2 separate regions of the Homo sapiens genome follow, and region 2 is linked to region 1. Evidence: chromatin contacts called from ENCODE Hi-C or POLR2A ChIA-PET data. All regions are on one chromosome and are shown on one strand. Each heading gives the region's core, a stretch centred on a gene start or an enhancer-like site at or near the end of the contact. The rest is flanking DNA. Distances are from core to core; before and after follow the strand shown. Region 1 holds the start of SBK3 (SH3 domain binding kinase family member 3). Region 2 overlaps SSC5D (scavenger receptor cysteine rich family member with 5 domains).

The links. Hi-C counts contacts between places; a loop is a spot of excess contacts on that map. ChIA-PET counts read pairs that join two places held with the same protein, here RNA polymerase II (POLR2A). Pooled maps may share reads with other maps.
Region 2: a loop to region 1 is called in a map with no recorded cell type, with 9 times the contacts of the local background. The contact joins the enhancer-like site here to the promoter of SBK3 in region 1. A Hi-C loop is called at or near these places in 7 of 168 maps with a recorded cell type or tissue (Caco-2, IMR-90, PC-9 and 4 more), 1 of 37 single-sample maps with no recorded cell type and 11 of 50 pooled maps. POLR2A ChIA-PET finds 5 or more read pairs at or near these places in 11 of 52 experiments (A549, A673, CD8-positive, alpha-beta memory T cell and 8 more).

The regions. Positions count from the first base shown.
Region 1 is chr19:55,544,009-55,547,527 of GRCh38, reverse strand. It overlaps SBK3 (SH3 domain binding kinase family member 3), which reads left to right and starts at 1,985. Exons shown (of 4, transcript NM_001199824.2): 1 at 1,985-2,029; 2 at 2,579-2,729; 3 at 3,226-3,428. The coding sequence starts at 1,985. RefSeq lists a silencer at 1-225 and an enhancer at 1,747-2,583.
Region 2 is chr19:55,502,386-55,505,904 of GRCh38, reverse strand. All of the region lies in intron 12 of SSC5D (scavenger receptor cysteine rich family member with 5 domains), which reads right to left. Among named protein-coding and RNA genes, the nearest start is that of SSC5D, 16 kb to the right of the region's middle. RefSeq lists silencers at 2,020-2,069, 2,120-2,209. Within about 2 kb of position 2,009, at least 28 of the 41 ENCODE cell types and tissues checked have a DNase peak (open chromatin) inside an H3K27ac peak, as active enhancers do; they include Panc1 and ascending aorta, where a contact is called at or near this core.

The DNA of each region.
Region 1 (3,519 bases), core at 736-3,235:
CCTTCCAGCGCCTACGCGTCGCTGCCGTTGCTGTGTCTTTATTAATAGCAGGGCTGTAGTAGTAGTGGAAACACGAGTGGGGCAGGCAGCAGGCCTCTGAGTCACACAGGCCTGGCCCGGGGCCCGCTCCCCTTCTGACCTTGTGTAACACGATCGTTTCTCGGAACCTCAGTTTCCTGCTCCGTAAACTGGGGATAAATACTGACCCTTTGGGCAGCTGGGAGGATCCAGTGTAAAGCCCCGCACAGGGCTAGGCGCGGAACAGGTGCTGAGAACATGAGAGCACCTCTGTCCCTGGCGCTTCCCACAGCTACTTCAGCTCCTGAGTCCTGCAGGAGGAGGGGCTGGGCCTGGACTCCTGGGTCTGAGGGAGGAGGGGCTGGGGACCTGGGTCTGAGGAAGGAGAGGCTGGGAGTCTGTACTCCTGGGTCTGAGGGAGAAGGGGCTGGGAGCCTGGACTCCTGGGTCTGAGGGAGGAGGGGCTGGGGCCTGGACTCCTGGGTCTGAGGGAGGAGGAGCTGGAGTCTGGACTCCTGGGTCTGAGGGTGGAGAAACTGGGGACCTGGACTCCTGGGTGTGAGGGAGGAGGTGCTGGAGACCTGGACTCCTGGGTCTGAGGGAGGAGGGGCTGGGGCCTGGACTCCTGGGTCTGAGGATGGAGGAACTGGGGACCTGGACTCCTGGGTGTGAGGGAGGAGGGGCTGGAGGCCTGGACTCCTGGGTCTGAGGGAGGAAGGGCTGGGGTCCTGGACTCCTGGGTCTGAGGGAGGAGGGGCTGGGGGCCTAGACTCCTGGATCTGAGGGAGGAGGAGCTGGAGGCCTGGACTCTTGGGTCTGAGGGAGGTGGGGCTTGGGGCCTAGACTCCTGGGTCTGAGGATGGAGGAACTGGGGACCTGGACTCCTGGGTGTGAGGGAGGAGGAGCTGGGGCCAGCACTCCTGGTGTGAAGGAGGAGGGCTTTGGGAACTGTTCCCTGGTCCCTGGACACCAGCGCTCCTGGCCTCTGGGGCAAGACAGAGGTGCTCAGCTCTGGGCCAGTCATCCCAGCTCAGGTGTGTGGAGGGGTCTGTCCCACCCTTTCCTCTGCCCTCAGGCCTGGGCCTTGTTGGGGGTTCACAATATGTTTTGTCCCGTCTGTCCTGGGACTGGAGCCCAGAGTCCAAGCTGGTCTAAGTTTGGAAGGGAGAGGGAGGGGGCAGCGGTCAGAGGGGGTGAGGGAGGGGTGTGGGGGGACAGGATGTCTCTGTCTCTGAGCTGTCACACACACCCCTGTCCCAGGCCCAGAGAAAGGGAGGGACAAAGGCTTTGAGAGAGAGTCAGGAACAAAGAGGAGGAGAGAGACGCAGAGACACTGGGGAGAGCGGACGGAGATGCCCAGAGGGGCCGGGAGAGACGGGAAACAGACAGACAGAGAGAGGGGAGCAGGCAGGGAGCAGAGCGTGGAGACACCCCCAGAGTTGGTGGAGAAAGAGTGGAGACAGTGTGCGGACAGGGGAGAGGGGCCGGCGACCCACAGAGACGGGACAGGGAGGGGGAGTCCCACCCCAGAGACCCAAGTGCGAGACAGAGACAGGGAGGGTGGAGAGAGAGAGACGGGGAGAGAAGGAGACAAAGACGCACAAAGAGAGAGGATAGACGGAGCAAGAGAGAGGCTGACAGAAAGGTGTTCCTGTAGAAGGAAGGAGAGACTGGGGTTGGCTAAAGAGAGGGGAAGAGAGGGTGTGGGGAGTAAGGGCTATCACCTGGGAAGCACAGCAGGGAATACACCCAGAGGGTGGCAGGAGGGCACAGAGAGGCAGAGACACTCCTCCAGCTAGACAGAGCCGGACAGACAAGGGGCGACTGAGGCTGACCTTGCAGACGAGCTTCCATCCCTTGGCTCTGCGCAGCGAGAACCTGTGGGGTGCAGGGGGCTGGTTGCTTTCTGGGGAGCCCTGACGGGGGGGTCCCGCCCAAGGGCCACCCCACATCAGGAAGCCCTGAGATGGAGCGCAGGGCCTCCGAGACCCCTGAGGATGGGGACCCAGAGGTGAGAGACGGGAGCCAGGGGAGGAAGACAGAGAGAGAAAAGAAGGAGAGAGAGGCAGGAGGCAACACGGGGAGAGAGAGGAAGAGAAACAGAAAACAGGGAAACGCAAAGACCTCAGAGACCCAGACCCAGGGAGAGAGGATGACAGAGATCCAAGGACACACAGCGAGACCAAGGCCCCCAGAGAATTGGACTCAGAAACACACAGCGGGATGCACAGGGGAAGAGGACGGTGGAGAGAGAGACCAGGGTGGGCAGGGGGACTGTGTGGGCTGAGGATGCACCCCCACTCGGGGCTGGGGGCTCCTGGCCTGCTCCCACAGACAGGGGCAGGCGGGGCCTCTGTGGCAGTGACCCCTAACCTCTCCAGGACACAAAAACAGGTGGCCCGAGTCCGGGTGAGTCACTGTGACTCATCCTCCTCTCTGGGGACAGTGACCCCTGTCCCCTGCCCCACCCTCCATCCTGGGGCTGCGCCGTGACCTCCTCCCCCACCACTCTCAGTGGACCCCAGACGCGCCCCCTCCTCACCCTGCCCCTCTCCCGTAGGAGGACACAGCCACAGCCCTCCAACGGCTGGTGGAGCTGACGACCAGCAGGGTGACCCCGGTGAGGAGCCTTCGGGACCAGTACCACCTCATCCGGAAGCTGGGCTCCGGCTCCTACGGCCGCGTGCTCCTTGCCCAGCCTCACCAGGGGGGTGAGTTCAGCCACCCAAGGGCAGCCTCCCCAACTGCCCCACAATAAGCATTCTCGGAAGCCACCCAGACAGGGGGCATTCCCAGGAGGAGCTGATGGGGACCCTTCTCAGTGGGGGTACTCTGAAAGTTAAGAGCTCTGGGATCTTCTGAGAAACACAGGCCCCACCCCAGAGAGGGCGAGGGACTGCCTACGGTCCCACAGCAGGACAGGTATGCAACTCAAGTTGGAACCCAAGTCACCACCGTGTCTCTTACTTGATGCCAGGGGAAACTGAGGCCCGGAGAGGGTGAGGCGGCTGTGCAAGCCCACGCCGCAGTCCGAGGCAGAGCAGGGAGGGTCTTCAAAGAAGGTCTCCTCCCACCCACACTTCACAGACAGGGGAGCCCGTGCTGCCCATGAGAAGTGTGAGGCTCAGAGAGTTTACACGGCTTCCCTCAGGCCCCACAGCAGGACTGGAGCCGCCTGAGTGTCCCTCCGACCCATCTCCCTGGCAGGTCCAGCTGTGGCTCTGAAGCTCCTGCGTCGGGATTTGGTCCTGAGAAGCACCTTCCTGAGGGAGTTCTGTGTGGGCCGCTGCGTCTCTGCACACCCAGGCCTGCTGCAGACCCTGGCAGGACCCCTACAGACCCCCCGCTATTTTGCCTTCGCCCAGGAGTACGCGCCCTGTGGGGACCTCAGCGGGATGCTGCAGGAAAGGGTGAGGCCACGAGGGACAAAGGTTGGGAGTGCTTATCCCAGGTCCAACTCTGTCCCAAGCCCCGTCTCTGTCTCCAACTCTGACCCCAAAT
Region 2 (3,519 bases), core at 760-3,259, 42 kb after region 1:
ATTAGCCGGGAGTGGTGGCACACGCCTGTAATCCCAGCTACTCAGGAGGCTGAGGCATAAGAATTGCTTGAACCTGGGCAGCAGAGGCTGCAGTGAGCCGAGATCATACCACTGCACTCCAGCCTGGGCGACAGAGTGAGACTCTGTCTCATAAATAAATAAATAAAATCAGAGAACCTTTCAAGCCACAGTGAGAGAGAAAAATACGAAGGCAGAGGAAAGGTCAGAGAGATGCAATGTTGCTGGCTTTGATGATGGGGGATGGAGCCACAAGCCAAGGAATGTAGGTGGCCTCTAGAAGCTGGAAAAGGCAGGGAAATGGATTCTCCCCTAGAGCCTTCCAAAGGGAACCACCCTGCTGGCGCCTTGATCTTAGCCCACTAAGCAAGTCTGACTTCTGACCTACAAAACTGCAAAATAATAAGTCTGCGTTGTTTTAAACCACTAAATTTGTGGCGATGTATTATGGCAGCAATTGAAATAGATACAGATCTTTCACAGAGCTTAAAGTCTAGCAGAGATGGATAACACCGATGAAAATTTCTGGCAATGCAAATTTCTCCCACCCTTTGCTTCTCTGAGAATTCATTTCTCCTTGTGGCCTGCTGATGAAATAATATCATCTCCCCTGTGAGGTTTCCTTGATTTCTCTACTACAAATAATCGCTCGTTCCCTGAAATCCTGCAGCTGTTGTTCGTTTTCAGCAAATAACCCTAACAAACAATATTCTGCGGTTTTAAACGATTTCACACACATTTTGTTCATTGAATTGGGGCCTGCAGTCACCCAACTAGTTCTAATCCGGGTTGGAACCACGATTGGAACCTGGTAGGAGAGTCGGACTCCAGACTCGTGCTTCTATTTTAGCATATGGTTCCCAATCCAAGGAGCAAAACGTGTGAAATCACTTAAAACAGGTTATAATCGTGGCTCCTAAGTTAAACTTCTCTGAGCCTCACTTTTTACCCCATCTGAAACACAGGTGTAGCAACAGTTTCTATGGCCTGAAGTTGGGGTCATGCATGCCCAGCACAGACTAGGTGAGCTCTCGTTCCACCTTTCCAACAACCCTGGCGCCCCATTTTTTTTCCAGAGAAAGAAACAGGTGGCCGGGCGCGGTGGCTCACACCTGTAATCTCAGCACTTCGGGAGGCCAAGGCGAGTGGATCACGAGGTCGGCTTTGAGACCAGCCTGGCCAACATGGTGAAACCCCGTCTCTACTAAAAATACAAAAATTAGCCCGGTGTGGTGGCGTGCGCCTGTAATCCCAGCTACACAGGAGGCTGCAGCAGGAGAATCGTTTAAACCTGGGAGGCAGAGGTTGCAGTGAGCTGAGATAGCGCCACTGCACTCCAGCGTGGGTGACAGAGCGAGACTCCGTCTCAATAAATAATAAATAAATAAAACAATATAAATAAGAAACGGGGACTCAAAGAGACCAAGTCACTTTTTCAAGGTTACATTGCTCCTGAAGCTAAGAATGCATGCCTGCCTCGTCTCCCACTCCACCCCGCATACGCCTCCAAGTCTTCCTATTGATAAGGTGGCACACATGGCTGTCTTTTCATTTCACCGGCGCAGTTTGTGATTCTGCATTTATTTCTGCTCATTGGCTGCCTCCCTACCCTACGGGAGGGGTCCCGAGGCCGGACCCGCTGTCTCCGCAGCCGCTGTGCCCGGCACGTGCCCGCCTCCACCACGAGGGGGCGCTATGGGCTAGGGAGGCGCTGCAACCCTGGCAGTCCTTGAACGAGGAGCATCACCTCTCGGAGCTCCCGCTTCCGGCTCTGGAAACGGAATGATAGCTCTAACTCACAGCTGGAGCCCACCCACCCCCAAGTCACGGCGCCTCTAGGGCCTGCTTCCTCCCTCCCTTTCCCCACCTCAAGGCCCGCTTCTTGGGGCCTGGTTGCCCTTCGCCCAGCTATTATTACTGCGGGCGATGCGCCGGCTGGCCAATCAGGAGGCGCAGCGCGCCTGTGACGTCACGAGGTGCGAGGCAGATGAACGCCTGCCCCATCCCGTCCCTCCATTCCCGGGCCCACCGCGCCTGCGCATGCGTGCTGAGCGCCAGAAAAAAAAAAGGCGGGAAAGGACGCTTGCGGCGAGACTCTCCTGCGGGAGCGGGAGGCTTGGGCCTCTCAGGAGGGCACAGGTACGGGGCGCGGGGCGACAGAGGCAGAAACCCAGGCAGCCCCAGACGGCGAGCAGGGCGGGAGAGTGGAAGGGAGGGAGAAGACGGAGAAACAGCGACTGCGACGGGCACAGAGGGAGGACAGAAACGCTGCCCCTTAGGTGGGGAGTGAAACCTCCCGTGAGGGAGCGGCGAGGGCGGCGGGGACGGTGAGAAACGGACAGAGGAGCCCGCGGGAGACAGAAACGGAGGGAAGGGGGCTGACCATGAGAGAAACGAGGGGGAGAGAGAAGAGAGCACGCGGGAGACTGCAGGGAAGGCGCGGGAGATGGAGACTCAGAAAACAACCGTAAGAGACAAAGGAAAAGATACCACAGCGCTGGGCCTGGGGAGAGAACGCAGTGAGAAATGGAGACGATGAGAGTATGAGGTGATATAGCAAAACCGACCGTGAAAAATCGAGTGAGAAGCAGGTGGCGAAGCTGAGAACTGAAAGTGAAAGACAAGAGGACGGAAGATACAGAAACAGTTTGGGCCCAGTGGCTCCCGCCTGCAATTCCAGCACTTTGGGAGGCCGCAGCAAGCCGATGACTTGAGCCCAAGAGTTTGAGACCAGCCTGGGCAACATAGTGAGAACCCATCTCGACAAAAAATCAGGCCGGGAGCAGTGGCTCACCCCTGTAATCCCAGCACTTTGGGAGGCCGAGGCAGGCGGATCACGAGGTCAGGAATTTGAGACCAGCCTGGCCAACATGGTGAAACCCGTCTCTACTAAAAATACAAAAATTAGCCGGGAGTGGTGGCACACGCCTGTAATCCCAGCTATTCAGGAGGCTGAGGCAGGAGAATCACTTGAACCCGGGAGGTGGAGGTTGCAGTGAGCCGAGACCACGCCACTGCACTCCAGCCTGGGCAACACAGCAAGACTCTGTCTCAAAAAAAAAAATTAGCCAGGCATGGTGGTGTGCATCTGTAATCCCAGCTATTCAGGAGGCTGAGGTCGGAGGATCACCTGAGCCTGGGAGTTCAAGGCTGCAGTGAACTGAGATCGCACCACTGCACTTCAGCCTGGGCAACAGAGCAAGATCCTGTCTCAAAAAAGAGAGAGAGAAATTTACCATGAAAAATGGAGTGAGAAACAGAGGTGGTGAAGGTGAGATCTGAAAGAAAAGTGAAAGACTGAGGGGGAAAGACAGATAAATTGACCAGGAAAAACTAGGTGAGAAACAGAGATGAGAGTGTGAGACTGATAATGAAACAAAAAGACAGAAGGACAAGGGAGAAAAAAATAAAGAGAAACTGACCACGAAAACTGGAGTGAGAAATAGATGTAATGAGGGTGAGAAATTGAAAAAGAAAGACAGGGAAAAAGAAATGATGGGA